6 separate regions of the Homo sapiens genome follow, and all the other regions are linked to region 1. A link is a loop called in an ENCODE intact Hi-C map of the cell type or tissue named here. Cell type or tissue: heart left ventricle. All regions are shown on one strand.

Region 1 (4,000 bases):
GGGAAGTAAATCATGTTTATAAGAAAACTGGCTTCACACACAAGGATAAAGGACAACCCAACCCTTGATTCAGACTGTTTCTGAGCCTTCCTACTTTGACCCAAGGATATGTGAAACCTGCTTTGGGGATTCCTGTAGGTGAGAGTAGCTCTGGCTTAGAGCTGAAGTCTCTCCTCCATAGGCCCCACAGTAGAGCTAAGCTTTCATTTGAAGTGGATTAGAAACAGCCTTGGTTTACCAGGCTAAAGATGATCCAGGTCAGGAAAACTGTGTGCTTTACCAAAGGCCAGAAAATTCTACCATTCTTCCAAGATTTCTTGCTAAAATTCAAAGTAATGTGGTCTTGAAGGGGTGACACCAAAGCAGCTGCAAAGGAAGAGGAAAACCCGGCTGCCACAGTGGAGAAATAGATTGTCATTCTTTTGCACAGCTTTTCCCTGGGTAATGTCAGGATTATATTTTTGGCTCCCTGGAAACCAGAATTAAAATAGGCTAAATAAGATTGGAATTGTTGAAAGCAAAATCTGTAGACGTTTCCTTTTTTGAATTTTTTGAATGTCCACATCTTCTGTATGCTTTGCTTCTTTTTGGAGTGACGTATTGAGAAAGCCCAAGAGATTGTTTCTGGCTTGGGCCCATTGCCAGCCATTGTCCGTGCCATTATTGTGTGTGGTGGGTCCCTGGAGGCCACATGTGGACCTCGGGTTGATACTTTCGGAGATTGTAGGTAGTTCGAGCCACACTAGCCCTGTTTACTTCATGTCTGCCCCAAGCATCAAGTCTTGTTGTTTACCTTGTCACTTTCCCACTTAAGATTCTCTTTCATTTCACTGGGTTTTACTAAAGTGTTTGAAATACAGGGTTTTTAACTTCCTTTGATTAGTGAGAAATATGGGGAAAATTTATCTCCCAACCTTATCAGTTGGGGGCAGACCAACCCCAGTGAAGATGAGAAACTTCATGGAGTATTAAATGAAAATGGGATGAGCTGTCACAAAGCCAGGATGTTAATTCTAGCTCTGCTGATCATTTGCTGTGTGACCTTGGGCAAGTCTTTTGCTCTCTTCAGTCTCAGTTTCCTCATATCTTCAGTGAGCCATCTCTCGGGATCTTCCAGCTCTGGTATTCTGAGTTTCTCTAATTTGAGGAGTTGGTTAGAGATCTCTTTTCTCAACAGTGTACCTGTTCCGAGAAATGTTACTGTTATAGAAGGAAGTGGTTTTGGAAACGGGTCAGAGTGGAGGAAAGAGGTTGAGTTCTCAAAAAACTAAAGGCTAGGTATAAGTAACTGATTCATCACAGAGATGACTAATTCATCAGAACAGCTGTCTGTTCTAAAATATGTCACATCAAATATTCATTGAATAAAATATTGAAGTCTCAACTGCTAACCTAGAGAGAGCCAAGCAGCTTTTAAAAAATCAGGATAGAAGTGTACTTTTCATTTCCACATTGGACCTGTGATTCTCTGAGTACCTGTGTGGGTCTCTGGTAAATACCAGAATTCACTTAATTTTCCATATTGTTAGGAGGCTCAAAGCCAAAGGCGTAGAGACATTAGGCATAAGCATATGTATCTTATTAAGCATCTGTATGTTATGTTGTGGGGTTTGGCAACCAAGAAGATGACAGTTACTTACAACTGTTCTAGAAAAGGCAACCACTGAAACATTCATTGAAATCACAAAGGACACTTGCTTGAGATTCATTGTGTTCTTCACATTTGCTATTTTTAACTCCATGATTCACTGTTCTTTTGAGCAGGGAGGGGAACACTCCACAGTGGCATTCCACATCTGTGCACTTCCAGCCGGGGTCCCCACCCCACGTTCAGCCACATTTGCAGCCCAATTATTGTTTCCATTCTTTTGTTTCCTTCCAAAATAAAACTATATATGCTATGTATACAGTAAACTATATAGTAGTGTCTCTATATTGTGTAATATTTCCTGTTTTGTCACTCCCTTCTGGGTAGCGGCCTAGCTTTTCTGCCTCCATTTAATTCATTAATTTTCTAATTTAAGCCTTGTAATACTCCCATGAGGTAGTGATGATGATGATGATGATGAAGAGAGAAGAGAAGCACAGGAGGTGAAGTAACTTGCTGCCCCCCCCTAAAAAAATTCAATGGAAGGACATACAAGATGAATGAAAAATAATTTTAAAAAAGTGAAAGAGCAAGTATTTGAACTCAACTCTGCCTAATTCTAAAGCATGTTCTCAAAAATCCCAACAGAAGTTGTTATTTTAAGCTAAATTTTTTTGAGACCTCTGATATTGAGTGAAATTACACTAACGTGCACCTCGTGATGTAGGAGGAGGGACAGGTAATGTGATTCTCCCTCCTCAACCTCCACACATGCTTCTTCAGAAGGCGGTGCATCAGACGCACCATGACTCTGGAGGTGCCGGTCTTCAGCCTATTGTGGGTGGTCATCATGATGGTGAGACTGCCCCCTTCAGGTTCTTTCATGAAGTGCAGGTTTCATTTTGGGCTTGGCTCCTTTCTGTCTCTTTTGGAAGCCCTTTGTTCCTGATTGCACTTTCTAGCCTGTGTACAGTCTAAACCTCTGCGGGAAACAGTGTGTGCTTCTGAAAAGGGCTCCAGCATAGCAAACTCACTAGAAAGCCGGACCTCAGAGCTTGACCAAACTTGGCTGGAGTCCTAGTTCTGTATTTACAAGTTGTTTGATCTTGGACAAGCCATGTAAACTCTCTGGACTTAAGTGTCCTCGCCTGTACATTGGGGAAAACTATACCCACCTTGCAGTGCTGTTGTAATGTGTAGAGGTCAGGTGTGTTTGTGAAGTGCCAAGAACAGCAGGTTGTCAGTAAGAATAGTGCTGTTGGCTGGGCACTGTGGCTCATGCCTGTAATCCCAGCACTTTGGGAGGCTGAGACAGATGGATCACCTGAGGTCAGGAGTCCGAGACCAGCCTGGCCAACATGGTGAAACCTCTTCTCTACTAAAAATACAAAAAATTAGCCAGGCGTGGTTGCAGGCGCTTGTAATCCCAGCTACTCAGGAGGCTGAGGCAGGAAAATCACTTGAACCCAGGAGGCGGAGGTTGCAGTGAGCCGAGATCGCACCATTGCACTCCAGCCTGGGCATCAAGAGCAAAATTTTGCCTCCAAAAAAAAAAAAAAAAAAAAAGAATAGTGCTGTTCTTATTGTTGTTTCTTCCATCCCCCTACAGCAGAGTTTCTTAACAGCTGTGCTATTGACATTTAGGGCTGGATAGTTATTTGTTGTGAGTGGCTGTCTTGAGTATTGCAAGATGTTTAGTAGCATCCCTGGCCTCTACCTAGTGGCTTCCAGGGGCACCATTGCCCTTTCCCAGTCATGATAATAAAACATGTCTCCAGACATTGCTGAATGTTGCCTTGGGGGACAAAATCTCTCCAAGTTGAGAACTACTGCTCAAAAGCCTGGCATTATGTGTATTGATACTAAGATGAGAATCTCACCACCGAGTAGTTCCAGAATACAGAACCCTAAAAAGATTTATGAAGATAACATTAGTGATTCTCAGTGCAAAATGACAAAGTGTTTCAGTTACTTGAAAATAAAAGGCTTCTCTTATGCACTGAGCCATGAAAGTCTGTTCAGAGTTAAAAAGAAATAGTTGCTTTTTTGGTTTTTGCATTCAGTATTGTGCTGCTTTTGCAAAGGCAATAATTTTATGACAGTTCATAAAACCATGGAATCTTAGAGTATGCATAACTGACATGTTATGCGGATCAACTCCTATCTGATTCTTGAATTTGCAATGAACGTAATGAGTGGGAGTGAAAAAACAGTCTCTCCCCAAAGCCTGAAAGTGACAGGAAACTCATTTACTTGCAAAATAAAACCCAAGTATATACTGGAACAACTCTAATTATTACAGAGGATCCTCCTTTGGGATGAAAGTTTTGTTCCCTGCAGCTCCTACCCTCTCTCTGGTCCCTGCCCTATCCTCCAAGGACCACACAGAAAAAGCCCTCTTCACTGACTGAA
Region 2 (4,000 bases), 310 kb before region 1:
AAACTAGAAAAAACTATTTTGAAATTCATAGGGAACCAAAAAAGAGCCCAAATAGCCAAGGCAATAATAAGCAAAAAGAACAAAGCTGGAGGCATCACACTACCCAACTTTGAACTCTACTACAGGGTTACAGTAACCAAAACAGCATGGTATTGGTACAAAAACAGACACATAGACCAATGGAACAGAATACAGAACCCAGAAATAAGACTGTACACCTACAACTATCTGATATTCAACAAACTTGACAAAACAAGCAACAAGGAAAGGAATCCTTATTCATAAATGGTGCTGGGATAACTGGCCAACCATATGCAGAAGGTTGAAACTTGACCTCTTCCTTACAACATATACAAAAATTAATTCAAGATGGATTAAAGACAAATGTAAAACCCAAAACCATAAAAACCCTAGAAGAAAACCTAAGAAATATCATTTTGGACGTAGGCCCTGGCAAAGATTTCATGACGGAGATGCCAAAAGCAATCGCAACAAAACCAGAAATTGACAAATGGGATCTAACTGAACTAAAGAGCTCCTGCACCACAAACACAAACAAAAGTCTATCAACAGGGTAAACAGACAACCTACAGAATGGGAGAAAATATTTGCAAATTATGCATCCAACAAAGGTCTAATGTCCAAAATCTGTGAGGAACTTAAACAAATTAACAAGCAAAAGCAAACAACTCTATTAAAAAATGGGCAAAGGATGTGAACAGACACTTCTCAAAAGAAGACATACACATGGCCAACAAGCATATGATAAAATGCTCAACATCACTAACCATCAGAGAAATGCAAGTCAAAACCACCATGAGATACCATCTCACAGCAGTCAGAATGGCTATTTATTAAAAAGTCAAAAAGTAACAGATGCTGGAGAGGTTGTGGAGAAAAGGGAATGCTTACACACTGCTGGTGGGAGTGTAAATTAGTTCAGTCACTGTGGAAAGCAGTTTGGATATTTCTGAAAGTACTTAAAACAGAACTACTATTTGACCCAGCAATCTCATTACTGGGTATATACCCAAAGGAATAAAAATCATTCTATCATAAAGACACATACATGCGTATGTATGTGCATTGCAGCAATATTCACAATAGCAAAGACATGGAATCAACCTAAACGCCCATCAATGGTGAACTGAATAAAGAAAATGTTGTACATATACACCATGGAATATGATGCAGCCATAAAAGAGAATGAGATCATGTCCTTTGCAGCAACATGGATGGAGCTGGAGGCCATTACCCTAAGTGAATTAACACAGGAACAGAAAACCAAATGCCACATGTTCTCATTATAAATGGGAGCTAACCATTGAGTACACGTAGACACAAGGAAGGGAACAATAGACACTGGGACCTATTTGAGAATGGAAGGTGGGAGGGGGGTAAGGAATGAAAAACTGCCTATCAGATACCATGCTTATTAGCTGGGTGATGCAATAATCTGTACACCAAATCCCTGCAACACACAATTTGCCAATGTAACAAACCTGCACATGTACCCCCTGACCCTAAAATAACCTAAAATTAAAGAGAGAAAAATAAGTAAATAAGTTTCTAACAATCATTTATGTGATGCCCATACTGCTGAACTAAGGACCAAACTTTGAATTGCAAGGCTCAAAACCACCTACTCTCTTGAATAAAGGTAGTTACCTTGAGCTCTCACAAGGGGGTGCAATGGGCAAACAATTCTATTGCTATTCATAATGCATTGAATAAATTCATGGGATGTGCTTTTTTCCCCGCAGCTGCTTTGTTAATTATTATTTATTCCATGGAGGGGGCACAGTAGATGTCTCAGTGTGCTAAAAATAGATTTTCCTTTAAGCCATATTTTCTAAGAATTCATCAAGATTATGTTCACAGAAAAGAAAATTTGATACCTCTGTGATTAGAAGTGTCAAATAAAAATATTACTAAAGTTATTAGATATGAAAGATCAGAAATATGTGAAAATAATTATAGTAATAATAAAAGCATAATGATAAGAGCAGTCATTTATTCATACCTATTAAATGTGTGGTAGAGGACTAGCTGTTTTACTTAGATGGTTTCATTTAATCCTCACAACAACTTTATAAGATAGGTAATCTTGCCTTCATTTTACAGGTAAGAAAGCTGATGCTTAGAGAAGTTAAATAAAATGCTCAGGTTCTGGAGGTCATAGTGGAAGGGAAGAATTTAAAAATGCTCCATCTTTTCCCAAAGTCTACACTCTTTTGTGTTGCTTCCAGGGAATTTTCTGTTGGGATATAGAGGAGTGATACAGAATTATTGATTTGCCATACCATTAAAAAATTGAGATATGATTCACAAACAATAATGTGCAATTTCGACATTTTCAGAATAACTACGAGGCTGTGCAACCACCACCGCTATCTAATTGCGGAATATTTTATCATCCCTCTTTTTGAGCTGGGATATCCATCTTCTGGTCTTAGATGTTTGAGTTCCTGGTTCTCAGGCCTTCAGAATTAGGATAATTACACCACTGGCTTTCTCAGTTCTCCAGCTTGCAGACAGCATATTATGGGATTTCTCAGCCTCCATAATTGCATGAGCCAGTTCACATAATAAATTGCTCTATCTATCTATCTACCTATCTATCTCTATCAATCAATCAATCATCTGTCTTCTGTTAGTTCTGTTTCTCTAGATAGACCTGACTAATACAGTCCCCAGAAGAAATCCCATACTCATTAGCAGCAACTCTCCATTCTCCCTCCTGAAGCCTTTAACAATTATTGATCTACTTTCTATTTTTAAAGATTTCCGCATTCCAGACATTTCATATAAATGCAATAATACAATATGTGACCTTTTTGTGTTTGGCTTCTTTCACTGAGTTCAGTGTTTTCAAAGTTTATCCATGTTGTAGCATGTATCAGTGCTGCACCCCTTTTTGTGTCTGAATAATATTCCATTGTATAGATATACCACATTTTGTTTGTCTCTCCGTCAGTTGATGGACACTTGGGTTGTTTCCATTTTTAGCTGCTACGAATGTTCATATGCAAGTTATTGTAAGCATATGTTTTTAGTTCTCTTCAGTATATATTTAATAGTGGAATTGCTGGGTCCTATGTTTAGCTTTTTGAGGAACTGCCAGACTGTCTTCCACAAAGGCTGCACCATTCTACATTCCTACCAGTGATGTCTGAGGGTTCCAATTACTCCATATCCTTGCCAACACTTGTTATTGATTAACCATACTCTTTTTGTTTGTTTGAGACAGGGTCTTCCTCTGTCACCCAGACTGGTATTCAGTGGCATGATCATAGCTCACTGCAGCCTGAAACTCCTAGGCTCAAGTATCCTCCTGCCTCAGCTTCCCGAGTACCTGGGACTACAGGCGTGTGCCACTATGCCCAGTTAATTTTTTTATTTGTGTAGAGATGGGGTCTTGCTGTGTTGTCCAGGGTGGTCTCAAACTCTTGGGCTCAAGCAATCCTCCTGCCTCAACCTTCCAAAGGGCTGGGATTACAGATGTGAGCCACTGTGCCCAGCCTGTCATACCCCGTTGATAATAAATTAAAGAGAAAATCACCAAATTCTTAAAGTAAGATGCCCTTTAATTTTTTTTTTTTGAGACAGAGTTTTACTCTGCAGCCCAGGCTGGAGTGCAGTGGTGCAATCTCGGGTCACTGCAACCTTCATCTTCTGGGTTCAAGCGAGTCTCTGGCCTCAGCCTCCCTAGTAGCTGGGATTACAGGCATGCACAACCACGCCCAGCTATTTTTTTGTATTTTTAGTAGAGATAGGGTTTCACCATGTTGGCCAGGCTGATCTTGAACTCCTGACCTCAACTGATCCACCCTCCTCGGCCTCCCAAAGTGCTGAAATTAGAGGCATGAGCCACCATGCCCAGCCTAATTTTTTAAGAACAGTGAAGGGACTTCTGCTTGCTTCTCTGTCATTGACTGTGTGACCCTGTAGCATGATGTGGCCCTTTAGATTTTCAACTGTGTATTTGGGATAATAAAAT
Region 3 (4,000 bases), 69 kb before region 1:
GATTTGTAGTGTCGTTCTCCTACACTCCAGGGCACCTTATGTAGGTGTTTGATCTTGGGAAATGAGACTGTGCTTAGCTCTCATTTGGGATTTTTGCCAGATACCTGGATGTAGCCAAAGGACGAGGAGGCAAGATTGTTGAGGATATAGGAAGACAGTGCAGTGATTGGAATGGATTGTTCACATGATCTTAGGCGAAAAGACATAAAAATGAAGACAGGAGGGCTATGATGGACTGGGATAAGATAGAGGAAGCTGGAGATTAGAAGATTTGAAAAGACCCAAGAGCAGAGGTGTGAGGACAAGCCAGTGAGAGACAGGGAAAGAGGCGAGGCTGTGGTTGGAGTCTGGGCCGCTGCACCTAAACAGTTCCACATTTAGTGATGAGGCCAGATTTCAGCCCTGAGTGCAGATCGTTGAGGAGAGTGAAGATCAAGGTCATCAGAGTTGAGGTTTTCAGGAAACTGTGGGAATAGGGTTGAATGAGTCATGAACACAAACACTGAAGTCACCCCGGATGATGGTGGGATTTCATATAGCTCCTGTGAGCCAAGGAATGAAGTCATCAGTGGATGTACGGAAGTGACCAGAAGATCAGCTGGGGACAGAGTTAAGGAGAGAGGGAACAAGGGAACAGATGAGACTTTTTCCATGAGGGCAGAGGAGTCATGGTCTGGAAATGACATGAAGGAGAAAGAAAAGTGCCAAACCCACTTCCTGATCCTAATGCCATCTGGCTTAAGAGCCCATATTCATTGAGTCTGAAATGCAACGGACAACTACCAGTTTGTCTGGAGGCGGTACAAATACTCTTCTAATATTTTTTTAAAAACTATAGGATGTAGTCTATTTTCAACTTTATTCAACCAGATTTATTTACCCCTACCGAGTTTTCTAAATCAGTGAATCAGTATTTTAAGGAATAAATCTTAGGCACATAAAATGATAGGAATAAAATATGTATTATAAAGCTTCTTTAATCAATACAAGCTATTCTTATAAGTCTATTGGTTAATGTCTAGATTGCCGTGCCCACTTAAAATGGGAAAACATTCCAGTTGGCACTTTGTGGATGTTGAGTTGCTACTTGGACACAGTTACTGGCCTTTTGGTCTGATCAGAGGCCAATTTTGAGCTAGGAGTTTCCCATGCATATGCATGATGTCCTACTATCTGTGATACATGCTGGGCATCTGAGCCTGCCTGGTATGCTAATGATCAGACCAGGGAAATGCACATCACTGTGAGTCACAAGGGTAGCACGTCTAATCTAAAAAATTCAAACCCCTATAATTAGAGTTCAGATGTCTTCATAGCTCTATTCCTCAGATTTTTTTGATCTGAAAAACAAAAGCAAACAACAAACAATTGTGTAAAAATAGACAGTCTAGGCTTGTGTAAATTTGCAGTGGAAATCTGCCTCTCTGATGAGCCATACAGTGTCTATGGGTTGAAAAACGAAATTCAGAAAGCAAATAGTTGGTCACCTTAGAGCCCAGAGGGATGCTCAGAATTCCCTAACCTCACAGCGGTGACTACTGAAAGTTTCATTCTGTTTTATGACTTGACTTGCAGCGAGGAAGGTAGCACAGCTGTAAACCAGCTGTATTTTATTTACGCTTGGAAACAGGGCCCCTTTGTTCCAAATGTTCCTGGCCCCCTCCCTCAATTTCATGGATTTAGGTTGTTAGTGGAAAAGTAGTTGTTGAAATATCAGTTCACTCTTGGAACCTGCCACTCACCAGGACTTCTGGCAACCAGTGAGCCTTTTTGTGATATGCAGCAAGGTAAAGAAGTCGTTAAGTGGATCTCCCACATGTTCCTCTGTGACTTCATTCATAGAAATGCGCTGATAACTGAGTTACATTAAGCGCAGTCTTCCCAGCTGTCTGAGGACATAAGGGATGTAGCGCCTCCTAGTGGAGGGAATTTCTTAGCATGTGTTCAACCCCGCACATATTTTTGGAATGAGGCAAGGTATTTAAAAATAGTGTACGCTAATGAATGTATTTATTATATCTGGGTAGCAGCGAAACAGAAAAGGTATAAATAAGCCTTTCGAAAAATGTACTTGCTACACAATCTCTTTTTTTTTGACAAGTCAGCCCTTGAATACAAATAATCTTTTAATGGTGAAAAAAATGACTGAATCATAGCATCTTATAAACATAGGAGCTATGGGTATCAATAACATGGAAACTGAAGCTGTGGTTATTTTTGAGTGGAAGAAGAGGGATTAAAATTGGCGTGGGGCACATGGAGAGGCTTCTGGAAGTGGCTAGCAATTTCTATTTATTTTTAACTGGGTGGTGATTACAAAGGTGTTTGCCTTATAAAAATTCATTTAGCTAAACATTGGTTTTATGATGCTTCTGTATCTGTATTGATAAGAAGGTAAAAAACATAAAAACTTTTCATTAAACATACTACCTGCTAAATTTGCTTTTTAAGGAAAAACCTCAAAAATGCTAAGCCATGTATACTTTTTATTTTTAGAGATGGAGTCTCACTGTGTTGCCCAGGCTGAACTCAAACTCCTGGGATTAAGGGTTTCTCTTGAGTAGTTGGGACTACGGGCGTGCCTGGCATGGTTTTGACACTTTATTTCACTGTACTTTCGAAATAAGACTTAGGTACCAGTGAACACCTACATTGACAGGCCTGGTAATATCATTAAAACTTGAGCTTTTATGTTGTCTGTGGCACAGACTCTCTTCTTTCTAGTTCTTCAGAGAACTCCAAATTCAGTATTTCACTTGGAACATCCAGTTGCCATAGAAATGACCATGTAGGTTACAAGTTCATTTTTGTAACCAGTCAAAAGGAGAAACTAAGAATGACACGAAGGCATCTTTCCATTGGAAAAAAATCCTTTGCAGAGTCCCAATTTGAGAAAAAATACATTTTGCTTTAGAAGTGAGAGGCGAACAGATGAATTAGTAATGCTGAAATATTTGACTCCTTCCCCCACAGGTGAAAACTCCTGCAGAGCATCTTATAAGAAAAATTATTTTAGAGCAATATAGGTGATGGCAAATTGACATTGGGTTGTAATATTCTATCCAACATAGTTTAATTCTGAGTTATTCAATCATAACTAAATTTATTCAAGACATAGAATACATTTAAAAATTCATCTTAAAGGAAATTTCACAAAGGCTTTTACATTCGTGTAATCCAGATGAGAAATGAAGATAGGGGGCGAGCAACAAAGTTGAAAGACCCAAATTGATTCCGGAAGGACTTGCCAAGTTTCTATAATGCCTCATTAGCTGCTTATGTGGCAGGGAGACCTGGGAAGAGCAATAACTCTTTTCTAGGTTCTCAGGTTAGGGAATGAGATTTTGACGTGGCCAATATGATCTTATATGTCCATTTATGTCTTTTACCTTATCATTTTCTTTTACCTTATCATGGACAGAGTGGCCCCCCAGAAGCACAGGATGCAAGACAACACACATTTCAGTGGCTGCTCCTTCTGCATACATCATTGAGCTCTGCCAAGGGTTTGAACACACACACACGTAAATAAAGGCCTAATTATGTGTGTGTGTGTATGTGTGTGTGTGTGTGTGTGTGTGTGTGTATTATATGTATTAAGCTCTTTTTCCTTTCTCCATAGCACTGCATATACAAAGATCAGCCACCCTGAGTTGAAATAAACTGTCATGATCTGTTTGGCATTGTGAGATCACCACTCATCATAAAATAAGCTTTTTAAAATGTTAAAATTGAAGTGAGAGCATGAGCACAAAGAAACAAGGACCAGAAGGTGTTTATAATCATGAAAAATTGGGAACAATTCAATAGGAAAACAGGAAAATGGTTAAATATGATATGTTCGGAGTATGGAATATGATGCAGCAGTTACAAGTAGTAAAATAGATCAGTATGTACTGACATGAAGAAAATAGACTTACACATACCTTATGTAAAGGAGGTGAGGAAAAGGAACAATGGTCTTTTCTGTATTATTAGAATTTGAATATCAAAATTGGAT
Region 4 (4,000 bases), 110 kb before region 1:
AAATTTATTGCGGTTAAAAATACAAAACTTAAAATTTACCATTTCAACCACTTTTAAGCATATGGTTTGATGACAGTAAGTACATTCACACTGTTGTGCTCAATCATACCTTTTAAATATCTGTATAGCTGGGAGTAGAAGGACCATTTCTGGTTCAATTGTTTATTCCTGGGGCCTGCTTCTATCTCCATATCATTGGCCAAGCCTGGTGCTTAATGGTTAAGAGCATGGGCTCTGGTGAGTGTGATCTGAGTTTAAATCCCAGCTCTATAACTGTAGCTGAGTCTTTCAACCTCTCTGGTCTCATTTTCCTCATCTTAGTATTCTCTACAATCACTCTGCTGAAGCAATAACAGCTTTGTTTATTTGTGAGCAAACCCCTTTAAATAACTTGTCCTGCTGGGGCTTGTGCTGGAAATGAAGAAAAAAGGATGCATTTGAAGAAAAGGATGGGCTTAGCCAGAAAGTAGAAGTTTCTGATATATTGGAGTGGGATGTAGAATCTGGCACTGGCTTGGATTTATTAAACAATCAGCTCCACCTACACTTGTTATGAAAAAGATGGGAAAACAATCCATCAGTAAACGATTTTGGTGAGTGCTTCCATCTTTGGTCAGAGGAGTAATTGTTCATCAGTGACAGGTGAACCTCTGTGAAAATTGAAAGGGCAATTTAGTTGAAATGGAAGCATTTATTCAGGAAACAGGTGATCTGGGAAAATTTGATGTGCATTTTTTTTTTTTTTTTTGAGACAGAGTTTCACTCTTGTTGCCCAGGCTGGAGTGCAATGATGTGATCTCGGCTCACTGCAACCTCTGCCTCCCAGGTTCCAGTGATTCTCCTGCCTCGGCTTCCCAAGTAGCTGGGATTACAGGTGCCTGCCACCACGCCCGGCTAATTTTTTGTATTTTTAGTAGAGAAGGGGTTTCACCATGTTGGCCAGGCTGGTCTCGAACTCCTGACCTTAGGTGATCCACCCGCCTTGGCCTCCCAAAGTGCTGGGATTACAGGTGTGAGCCACCGCATCTGGCCTGATGTGTATATCTTTTAACATGCCTTTAAATCCTATGGCTCTAAAGAGGCCATATTAGTTATTTCAGTGTTTATTTCATTTGATGAAGAAACGTTTGCATATGAATGTTGGGAATTCTAGCAGGTCCTGCCTCAATGTGAAGAGGCATTTTTTTTTGCTTTTGGCATTGATCTCCTTTTGGACTGGGCCTGATCCACTTCTTACATCCAGTCCAGGACCTGTCACAAAAGACTCACATTAGTACCACATGGTATCCTGTTTTAGTAAAGAATAGGTGAAATATTTTAGTGAGTAGATCCTACTTTTCCTTTCAGATGCAATGAACAGAAGACCCTGAAAGGATTTCAATCCAGAATGTCACAGGATAATAAGAGCAGATGTCTGTGATGCCCTTTACAAAGCACCTTTACATACTGTCTCTCATTCGTCTCTAATGACACCTATGTGATCCTCCATTTTTTCAGATGAGGAAACTGAGGTTCAGAGTGATTAAGCGAGTTGCCTGAGATTTCACAGCTAACACATTGTGAAATCTAGTCTAGCACCCAGGACTAAAAACTCTCGGCTTCTTTTAAGGCCACATATCGCCTCACCAGAAGGGTGGCCTCTCTGGAGATATACCCTACCCTCGGCCGACTTGATATTGAGAACTTGGTCATCTTAAGCATGTGGGCCACTTGGGCAAGGCAGCCCTTCCCAAATTGTAAATGTCCCCACGTGGAGCTCAAGCGTCTGGCTTGAGCCAGAAGGTGCCCTGAACACTCGGTGGCCCCAGCCCCCACGTAACAGCACGTGCTCGGGTCCCACATTCGGTCAGACGCCCCTCTCCACTGGCATCTGCCCGGTGGAGGCGCCACTGCGCTCTGCCTCCGCCCCAGCAAGCGCGTGTCCACGCGGGCGCGCCACGCCAGCCGTGCGCCCCAGCGGCTCGCCGTGCGCCCGCGCCCCAGGTGCCCACTGGCTCGCGCGCCCTCCGTCTGCGCCTTGGAGACCCGCGGCGGCGATCGCTCGGAGCCGCCTTGGACCGCGGCCTCGGGTCCATCACACTCCAGGGGCGGAGCGAGGCACCGAGACGTCAGGGCGGAGAACTAGCGCCGGGCTAGCGCGCCCTCCCGGCGGCTGCCGGCGTCCCACGTCCTCGGCTGGCGCGGCCGGCGGCGGCGGCGACCGGGAGATGCAGTGAGCGGCGGCGCTGGGGCGCAGCCAGGCGGCCGGGAGGGCGGGGGCCAGAGGCTGAGCCCGGGCGAGCCCGCCGTGCGCACAGCTCTGCCCGCCGCCCCTGGAGCGGATCCCCAGCCGTCCCTGGGCGTTCTCCCGGGTTCTAGCAAAGCCCCCCGGGGTGCCCATCAGTTTCCTTGGGTGACTACAGCGTGTGTTTTTTCTTTCCTCTTTCCCCTGCCTGTGTGCCCTTCTCCAGGATGGCAGAGGCGGAATTGCACAAGGAAAGGCTGCAAGCCATAGCAGTAAGTCCACTTTCATTTTATTTTCTTGCTCTATTGTCTGGGGTGGAAGGGGGCCCCCGAGGGTTTCGGGGCAAGCGGCATGCCAGCACAGTAGCCGCAGGTCATATGTTCCAGGGGCTAAAACTCTGTCAGGGCTCAGCTAGGCTGCCTTTTCTTTTCTATGTCTATAGATGGAGACCCCCAAGGGCGCGCTTTGGACTGAGGATTTGAATGTGGAAGATTGGCTTAAAAAAAGATGCTTGCTGCTGGGCTTTGGGGAAGGACTAAACAGAGGCTTGGGGTGGGGGGACGACTCCAGGAATATTATGACCGAATGCTCAGGCATACGTTGGCTTCATAGCCTGGAGAACCAAGAGAAGGGTGACCTGAACGGTGGCTGCCATCCTCTCTGCGGAAGCTGTCCTCCTGTTAAGTGGAAAACCAGGAGTCAGCGACTCAGCCAGCCACGCGGTAGAACCTCCTCCCAGAAACCGGGAATGTTAGTTTTCCCTTCTCTGTTTGATATTGACAAGGGCACTGGCACAAGCCACCACCCTGGAGGTCTGGGGACTTCATACAACTGGGTCCTGGTTATAATATTCCATGAGAGCCTCCTTCTTATGGTGTGGAGTATCTGAAAACCTATTTTCAGCCTACAAAGGAGTAGTCAGTTTTGGCAAAGTTCGTAGGCACTTTCAGAAAAGTGTACCCATGTGCATCTTGGGTTTAAAAAAGAACTCTCTGAGACTGCCTAGATTTGAGCAATCTTAACACAGTGTTGCCAATGATCCACAGATGTGGTATTTTTACTGGAGCCACCACAGCTGGATTATATATTTCCTTCGAGGATGAGGGAATGATTACTGCTGCCGTATGAAATAGTAACAATTAAAAAAGAAGGTCCGTTAACATATTGGCATAAAAGAATCTCCAGACATTCTTCCACCTAAATACATTTGTGTTTTTCAGTTCGGAAGTTCTCTGGAAACACATATAAATTTGTTGGAGAAATAGTGTGTAATGTTTTGGAACCAAAGTATATTAAAGCGTTTTCCAAAACCTTTTTGGACAGATTCTTCATTGGGAAAATGCACACAGACCCTTCCTTTTTTAGAAGCATTTGACATGGTCTCCAAGGCTCTGAGACCCTCTTTCTCAAACGCCTCAAATCTGAAATGTCTTGGAGACTTCACCACTGAAGTGAGAGAGATGTTTGCTGGCAATATTGAAATGCCATGGTTTGCCTATTAGGTAATCTTTGAACGTGGTGCTCTGAACTCAGAAAGGTTGTTTTTTTCTTCTTTCTCTTTCCCCCTGTGCATGTGTATTTTGATGGTTTGTGAAGTTATTTGTGGTTTCTAAAGTTGGTGGCAAGGCAGCATGGCCAGTGTGTCATGAACTTGATAAGAATGGTGATATTGAGTTAATGGTGCCATGTAGCTGGTGGGTGTTTTGTGTGAACTGGATAATAGGCTGCTTTAACTGTTGATGCAGTGGCTGTTCCCATTGGCTGCTGCTGAAGGCT
Region 5 (4,000 bases), 180 kb before region 1:
ATTGAATTAACTGAATCCACTATTAAGAACAGCAATTATGTCACTATAATTCCCCAATCCTTCTGCCCTGCCCCAAGTCCCACTAAGGGAGGAGAGAAGAAAAGAAGGAATGAACCATGCTTGCCTCTAACTTCAAGTCTCCCCAGCAAGGGATCAAAATCGTGTAGAAGGGAAGGGGAGGGGAAGAGGTGAGATTTCAATCACATTTGAGATAGAAACATTTAACTGGTTTGAAATTTTAATACCTTTTCAAAAAACATGCCTGGAAAGCTATGAGATATGTTCAAGATGTAATTATGAACTAAAAAGGCTGTATTGCAGTTTTTTAGAAAAATAAAAATGATTTCATTTAAATTCACCAACTTGATTCCTCAGTAATACTCATAATAATGATGATGATGGTAGCTAGCTGAATTCAGGATTATTTTTTTGATATTCACTACCATGGCAAACTGTCAAACTTAAAAAATCATTTATAACTCATATCCACTACAATGGATATTATGAAAGATACAAATAATAACAAGTATTGGTAAGGATGTAGAGAAACCCAAATACTCATACATTACTGGTGGGGATATAAAGTGGTGCAGCCACTTTGGAAAAAAGTTTGACTCTTTCACAAAATGCTAAACATAGAGTTACAATATGAGCTGGGAATTCTACTACCTAGATATATTTCCAGGAGAAATGCAAACATACGTTCACACAAAAACTTGTCCACAAATGTTCATAGCAGCATTATCCATAATTGCCAAAAAAGTAGAAACAACACAAATGTCTGTCAATGGAAAAATAGATAAAGAAAATTTGGTATGTCCATAAATAAAATATTGTTTTGCCATGAAAAGAATGACATATTTATACATGCTACAACCTGGATGCACCTTAACAAACACGCTAAATGAAAGAAGCAAGTCACAAAACCTATATACTGTGTGATCCCATTTATTTTAAATGTCCAGAATAAGTAAATCTAGAGAGGCAGAAGTTAGATTAGTGGTTTCCTAGAGCTGAGTGTGGGCTGGGGTGGGAAGTGACTACTAAGGGTATTTTGGGTGATAAAAATATTCTAAATTTAGATTATGGTGGTGGTTGCACAATTATTTTAATATGCTAAAAACCATTGACTAGTACACTAAGTGAGTGAGCTTTATAGAGTATGTAAAATTTATATCTCAGTAAGTTATTAAGAATCAGCTTATTATTCTCCAAGTTTTGAAAACAGAGTCACAGTTTCCCTGACCTTGGGCTTTAATCTTTACAATAAATAACCTTAGCCTCCTCTCTCTGCATGGCCTCTCTTTCCACTTGGTGATGGCAGTGGACATGTGTCATTTTTCTGGCTGCCAGCATTTGAATCCATTTCCAAGTTTAGAGAACTGCCCCCCTACCACCACCATTTATGAGTCTTGGTGGAGTGCATCAGCCGCCTCCCATTATAAAATGGAAAACGCTGGTACCTGCTTGCTAAAGTTTAGAGGCCCCCACCCTGCCCCAGCTTTGAAGTCAGGCACTTCAAATACAAAGATACACTTCAGATACAAAGAAGTGAGGACAGTGGGAAATCCATTCTGATGGCAGGTGAGCAGTGACAACAGCCAACTTGGTTTCCAGGGACAGCGTCCGTGTCCAGTGCCAGGTAGTGCAAGGCATGGCCACACTGTGCTCAGCAGGAGTGATCTCACCACATTGACTTTTGGCTTGATTTTGCCTGTGACTAAATGCTACTTAGTCTTCTGGTCCTGCCTGTTTCCAAGCCTGTTTCTTTAACTTTCCCACTAATTGTGTGAGTTTATTAATAGCCTTCCGATCAGTTCCTTTCCTTCCATGCTCAGTTTCTCTGCTTGCTCCTAAGAATCCTGTTTGATACAGTCAGCAAGGAAGGATAATTTTCACCCCAGTCTCCAGGATCTTTCTTTAGATTCTGTAAGCATTTACTTATTTAGTGACTACTTTGTGCCATCCAATAAATGATCTCATAATCGCATAGTGGCACCGATACCAATAGCTCCCATTTCACAGATGAGGAAACAGGCTCATTGAAATGAATAGCTTGTAGATTCAAACCCAGGCCAAGCCCAGTGCCTTTCCCATAAGATCTTCATGGCCCCTTCTCCATTTTCACTGACACCACATCTCGCTCATTATTTACAGAACAAAAGGTCCCACTCCTCTCCCTCCCTCCACTATCTTTCTTCTTTAAATCGCTGTGGGCATCATTGTCATATTTCATCATAAGAGTATTGTTGATTCCTTTGTACAACAGCTGATGATGACTCCCTACTGTTTAGGTGATCAGACCTCAGGAAGGTATTTCCTGATCACATCCAATGCCTCCTTTGTCTCTGGCCACATCTTTTACTAATTCTAAACAAGCCCATCACATGCTACAAGAGTAAGTCCTGTTTTCTCTTAGTCTGGCTCAACTTACTATAGACAGCAGGACCTCAATCAATACCCTTAATCTGGAGGCTGACTAAAGACAAAATATTGAATTCACTCTTCATATTTTCATCATAAACCCCAAATTCTATGACAATGATGATTTTGGAAACAATAAATTAAGCATCAAGCATCATATGGCAAAATCTATTGGAATGTAATATTTTTGGCAGGAAATCATTTCAGAGTGGAAAATGTTTGCTAAATATAAACACTGCAAAGCCATGTGCACCGCCAAGACTTTATTATTAGATTCTCAGGGATTTTTATTTAGAAGCTGAGGAACTTGCGAGGCTGTACAATTCCTGGAATGGAATTTAGGTTTGCTTTCTGAAATCAATCCAGGCAAGCCTTTTTGCACATGAGCATTCTTAGAAAGTCTTTGAATGTCTATTCTTACTCACTTCTATGGGTGGCACAAAATCCAAAAATAAAATTACCATGAGGTTCTGCTTGCTTCCTGCTTTAGCGACACTGGAAATCCTCCAGGGATAGCTCATGTACTTTGTAAGTTCTCCTTTGCCTCTCTCATTGCCAGCATTGGGTAGTTGAAACCTAGACTCAGGACAAGATCTGGGATGGTGTGAACGTCAGGAAGGCTGTGCAGGAGAATTCAGAGGACTGGGCCACAACTGCTAAGGGTAGACCTGGAATGCAAGGGCAATTCACAGAGGGTTGGTCAGCAGGGATGGGGCCAGCTATAGTGGTACTTGAGCCTGTCAAGGGGCTGAGCAGAGAGGCCTGGCCTGACTCCTACCTTGCACTACTCTTCTCTCAAATGGGAATACTGGGGGAATCCAAACAGATCCTGGCCATTAGCAGGAGAGATTGAAGAGACCACAGCCCACATCCTGGGGCACTGTAGCATGTTCCTTTTATTGCTGGATCTGGCTGTAACTTTGGGACCTGACTGTGACACCCTGTGTAGTTATCTTGTCAAATCCCCTTGTAAGGCCCAGCCTAGTGCTTGGATGCCTGACACTTGCATCTTCTTTCTGTATGCTTCTTCCTGCCTCCCATGTGACTTTGTCAAGATGGCTGTCACTCCATCTTTGTTGCTATGAGCTTTGAGCCCCTTTGGACAACTCCCCTGGATGCTGCTTGCTCACCTGGGCCACTGCCTGTTGTTCAGGCCATGGCTTTCCATCAACACTATCTTTTACCGTCTCTTGCCAAGTCAAGCCTGTGCCCTCAGGGCCAGTCTTCCTTCATACAACTCTGTGAACAGACCTAATTTCAGACCCTGACCATGTGTTGACTTCACCAGGCTCTACTCCTCAGAGGGGTAGCAGGAGCTGAGGAGGCTGTCAGGGGCCCAGGCATGGGTTAAAGGCTTTGGTAGCATGAATAGAAAGAATGGGTCAGAAGCCCAGACTGATGGACACAGGCATCAGGGAATGCACCAAGGAGACCAGGGCTTCATTGGCTCACAGGTCCCTGTGCTAAAGAGGAAAGCACATCCACAGTTAAAAAAAGCTGCTCTTCCTTCAGGTGTATACAACCTGTAGCGATTTGAATGTTGGCCCCAAAAGGATATGTGCAAGTCCTAACCCCT
Region 6 (4,000 bases), 300 kb before region 1:
GAGGTTGCAGTGAACTATGATCATACCATTGCACTCTTGCTTGGGGCACAGGGCGTGACCCTGTCTCAAAAAGGTAAAAAAAAAAAAAACAAGAATAAGCTGAGCCTTGGAACATTTGTGTTATCCAGATTCTTACAACTAATCAGCAGCTGTATGTAACCTTAAATTTTTTGTATTTCCTTGAGTGTGTGAGTGTGAGAGTGTGTGTGTGTGTGTGTGTGTGTGTGTGTGTATAGCACTGATCTATTAGTGTTTATGGGCACTGTAAGTTTCCTGAAGTCCCTCTTAATCTTAAACAGGGAATGAGAAATGTCAGTTTTGGGTACCATACTGTACCTTTGTTAGGGGATGGAGAACCATGTGCTTCTGCTTCTGGGCACTGCTGAGCAAGAAGCAGTGACCCCAAAGCAACTAAAACTCCCTCCCCAGTGTGTCTGCAGCCGTGGTGCTGATCGACAAGATCCCAATTCTTATCTGCAATGTGGAGGGCCTGGCTAAGGATGACGCTGGCTTATGGGAGAATGTAACTCTATAAGATGCCAGCCTTTCCCAGGGATATCAGTTTCAGGAGCCTGGCAGCATGTGGAAGGAAAACAATCTCAGGTTTTCTTACCGTGCTCAGGGAAGGTCCCCCTCCCACCTTGCCATGTGGAATCTCTATTGGAGCATAGCAGAAAACAAACCACCCCCACGCCCTACCATTCCACTTTTTTCTGAGAACTGTATCAGCATAGAATCACGTATTGCGGAAGCCTGGGCAGTGATGTGGCTGGTGTCTGTCTTCCAAGCCTATGCCCAGCTCTCTACTATGTAGATTTAGAAACTGTTAGAATGTTGGTGCTCAAAAGGATATTAGTGACTATTTTGGGCTGATAACCTCACTATAGAGTTCAGAAAACTGAGGCCAGAGAGAAGTGACTCAATGAAGTTCACAGAACTTGTTAGTGGCATATTTGAGCCCTTATTACATGCTTACCTCTTTGTTTCAGGATCATGTTTCCAAGAAAAGAGACTCAGACTCTAAGGCTTGTGTGTAAGAAATGCATTTATTGGATAGAGCCCTTGGGAACACACCTGAGAAGGAGTGAAAGAGGCAGGACTGGACAGAAGGAGAAGTTGAACTGTGTGTAGTAGCAACAGACACCTCAGCTGATGCCATGGGGACCTCTGAAGCTGGAGTGGCCATTCAGAGATGTCCCAAGTTGAGGCAAGAGGGCTGGACTTTCTACACTACCTGGACCAGTCACTGCATGTGTGCTGCTCCCAGAGAGGGGTGGTAACCTTGGATGAGTAGCCCCCTTTGGCAGAGGGCAGTTTCCAGGGCTAGTGGAGTGAGTGCCCCAGTCCTAGGTCCTCAGTCCTAGGTCCTGGAAAGGATCTGGATGGAAGACTGCAGCATTGGCTGTGCTCACATTTACACTCAGAGCTTAGGATGATAGAAACTGAAGCTTTGGTCACACAGCCACTAAGAGAAAAATTCAGGTCTCTGGGTCTCAGCTTTCAGCTTGAAGGCTAAAAGTCGTAAGGAGGCACAACAGAGAGGACAAAAAAAAAAAAAAGAAAAGAAAAGAAAGGTTGCTCTTGAGGCTGATGGACTTCCAGTTAGGGAGGTGGCCTCAGGGGGATGCCTGTTCAGGACTGGACTGATCGCTGAAGTGTATACTGGAGGAGAGAAGGTGTGTAAGGGAAGGAGCTTGGCAGCAGGGGCAAAGGGTGGGAGAGAAAAGATTGGTGCTGAATTCCAGAAATCCTGGTCTCCCAGGAGGAGCCGAGGAATCCGTGTAACCACAGAGGAATTTCTGTTTCCCTGATGTTAGGGTCTTGGGAGCAACATAGGTTGGGTGGGGTAGAGGTGTCATCCTAATAGTTCTTGAAACTTGAAAGAGGTTGACCCTTCCCCAGCCAGCAGACCACCACATACCCTAGGGACATAAAGGCCTTAAGTAGTTGATGGTATCTGCGGTAGTCTTAGCACCTGGGAGGCATATATTCTGCTAGGAAAAATTGTGAAAGACTTTGAAGTGGGCAAAAAAGACTACTGGGTGTCTTATCTAGGGCACCCTTCCTGGTTATCTGCATTACCTTGGAGTTTTATTTTGTAACTCTGCAATTTGTAGAACACTGAGAGTAATACACATGATTCTTACTCATAGAAATGCAAATGAATTTTGTCCAGTGGAGATGCAGTTGGTTGTTGCACTGTGGATATTGACTAGTTTTACACTTATTTGTAGACTCATTTCAGCATTCCAGGTTACTTAGATAGGTGTGTTCTTGGAATGATCCTTTGACCTGGTTATAACCTCTTACTGGCTCTCTTAATGAGTTAAATAAATCTTTGACCCATGCTTATTTAAAAAAAGGAGGATAAATAAATCCAGGTTCTCTGTCTCTGTTTAGTTGCTCTAAAACCAGGGAAAGTTGAACCACACTCTGCAGAGACCTCAGAGACTGCAGGAGGAAGGTGGTACCTAAAGGATGGACGGGGAGAGGCTTGAGAACATCCACTCCATACCCTCATGTCAACCAGAGAAGCTCTACCCTTGTCTATACTGTTCTCTTTTTTCCAGCAGGGAGCATCTATGTAACATTTCATTAGAACCAAGGTGTCATGGGTTGAATTATGTCCCCACAAAAGATGTTGAAGCCCTACTTCTCAGTACCTGTGAATGTGGACCATATTTGGAAGTAAGGTCTTTGCAGATGGTCAAGTTAAAATGAAATCATTAGGGTGAGCCTTAATCCAACATAACTGTGTCCTTATAAAAAGGGGATATTTGGACATAGAGATAGGCATGCCCACAGGGAGAGCCATGTGAAGATAAAGGCAGAGTTTGCAATGATACATCTGCAAACCAAGGAACGCCACATTGCCGGAAAGAAACCAGGAGCTAGGAGATAGGCACAGAACAGATTCTCCCTCACGGCCTTCAGAAGGAATCAACCACACTGACACCTTGATCTCAGACTTCTAGCCTCTATTACTGTAAGACAATAAGTTTCTGTGTTTTACTCACCGTGTTTGTGACAGTTTTCTACAGCAGCCCTAGAAAGCTAATACACAAGGTTTCTGCATACACATACAGTATAAACCGCCAGGTTTTGGCTTCTATCCTCTCTTTACCATGAGAAGTGGAGTTAGGCCTGTAGAGTGTTACAGTGCTTCAAGTACCTTAAATATAGCCTCCATTCAAGTGGGGAGGCACTTTATCTTTTTGGTTGTAAAACTTGCCAGGAAAATATGAGATCCAAAATAGCACACCCAGCTGCAGTTTGACATGGCATAATTACAGCTCTCCTGTTTGTTGTAGGCAAAAGAAGAGACCCTTGCTGTGTCTTAACAAAAGGAACAGATCGTTGCCTAAAAGGCACCCAGTTACTGTGTCCTCAATTTCCCAATCAGAACTGTCAGAGATTACACTTAATTAAGCCATCTTCTCCCAGGCTTGTGGGATCCGGTGGGTTCCAGTGGTAATTACTAAGGCTTCCCAGTAGGACTGATTTTCCTGTGCCTCTATGCACACTCTCATGGCAGGCAGGGGTAGTTTGGGCTGAGACGAGATCTTGGCTTTTTTTCTCAGCATATTCTGGACCAAGCACTGACTGTTTTTAAACACTATTTTAGTTGAATCTAGGTTGACCTGGCTCTTCTACAAGCATGTAAATGCTGAAGAGAACACACCAGGGCTTGAGGGGGGGAGTGATCTATGGGTAGGGCAGGGCCACTTTCTTTTTGCCTTGCAAGGAGTTCTCTCACTGTTCTTTAAGGTGCTTTGGGCAATGAACCTGGAGAATCAGCTTCATGCTTATCTTGGACTGAAGAGTTGCCAGCTGTTCATTTATCCTCTCTGCTTATTGATCCATTTGATGCCTGTCAGGTGCCTATGCATTGCTTGCATTCCCTGGGTTGATTATGCGTTTGACTCTGATGGAGATCCCATTATTTGTTTTTCTGCAGGAGATTAAGTAAATGTCTAGAGCTGGAATAATGGAGAGGGCA

The links. Hi-C counts contacts between places; a loop is a spot of excess contacts. Peaks named below come from ENCODE experiments on the same cell type or tissue, not always from the same donor. Only the 100,000 strongest peaks of a DNase experiment are listed, where the experiment ranks them.
Region 2: a loop joins it to region 1, with 6 times the contacts of the local background. A loop is called at or near these places in 48 of 110 quality-filtered maps.
Region 3: a loop joins it to region 1, with 3 times the contacts of the local background. A loop is called at or near these places in 11 of 110 quality-filtered maps.
Region 4: a loop joins it to region 1, with 4 times the contacts of the local background. A loop is called at or near these places in 7 of 110 quality-filtered maps.
Region 5: a loop joins it to region 1, with 4 times the contacts of the local background. A loop is called at or near these places in 6 of 110 quality-filtered maps.
Region 6: it touches region 1 in a loop (5-fold over the local background); 47 of 110 quality-filtered maps call a loop at or near these places.

Annotation. Positions count from the first base shown.
Region 1 is chr9:109,885,579-109,889,578 of GRCh38, forward strand. All of the region lies in intron 3 of PALM2AKAP2 (PALM2 and AKAP2 fusion), which reads left to right. Among named protein-coding and RNA genes, the nearest start is that of PALM2AKAP2, 110 kb to the left of the region's middle. In heart left ventricle, a CTCF peak has its summit at 2,464 (motif pointing left); a DNase peak (open chromatin) is centred at 663; H3K27ac peaks cover 2,966 bases.
Region 2 is chr9:109,572,805-109,576,804 of GRCh38, forward strand. No RefSeq gene overlaps it. Among named protein-coding and RNA genes, the nearest start is that of MIR3927, 63 kb to the left of the region's middle. In heart left ventricle, CTCF peaks have their summits at 1,675 and 1,874; no DNase peak of the experiment used is centred here.
Region 3 is chr9:109,816,149-109,820,148 of GRCh38, forward strand. All of the region lies in intron 1 of PALM2AKAP2 (PALM2 and AKAP2 fusion), which reads left to right. Among named protein-coding and RNA genes, the nearest start is that of PALM2AKAP2, 38 kb to the left of the region's middle. RefSeq lists an enhancer at 50-1,249. In heart left ventricle, a CTCF peak has its summit at 1,924 (motif pointing left); no DNase peak of the experiment used is centred here; H3K4me3 peaks cover 226 bases; H3K27ac peaks cover 2,987 bases.
Region 4 is chr9:109,778,038-109,782,037 of GRCh38, forward strand. It overlaps PALM2AKAP2 (PALM2 and AKAP2 fusion), which reads left to right and starts at 2,161. Exons shown (of 11, transcript NM_007203.5): 1 at 2,161-2,496. The coding sequence starts at 2,452. In heart left ventricle, CTCF peaks have their summits at 1,880 and 2,102; DNase peaks (open chromatin) are centred at 1,884, 2,184 and 2,925; H3K4me3 peaks cover 2,384 bases; H3K27ac peaks cover 2,438 bases.
Region 5 is chr9:109,705,883-109,709,882 of GRCh38, forward strand. It overlaps a transcript of PALM2AKAP2 not described here. Among named protein-coding and RNA genes, the nearest start is that of PALM2AKAP2-AS1, 64 kb to the right of the region's middle. In heart left ventricle, no CTCF peak of the experiment used is centred here; no DNase peak of the experiment used is centred here; H3K27ac peaks cover 2,146 bases.
Region 6 is chr9:109,585,429-109,589,428 of GRCh38, forward strand. No RefSeq gene overlaps it. Among named protein-coding and RNA genes, the nearest start is that of MIR3927, 76 kb to the left of the region's middle. In heart left ventricle, no CTCF peak of the experiment used is centred here; no DNase peak of the experiment used is centred here; H3K27ac peaks cover 1,574 bases.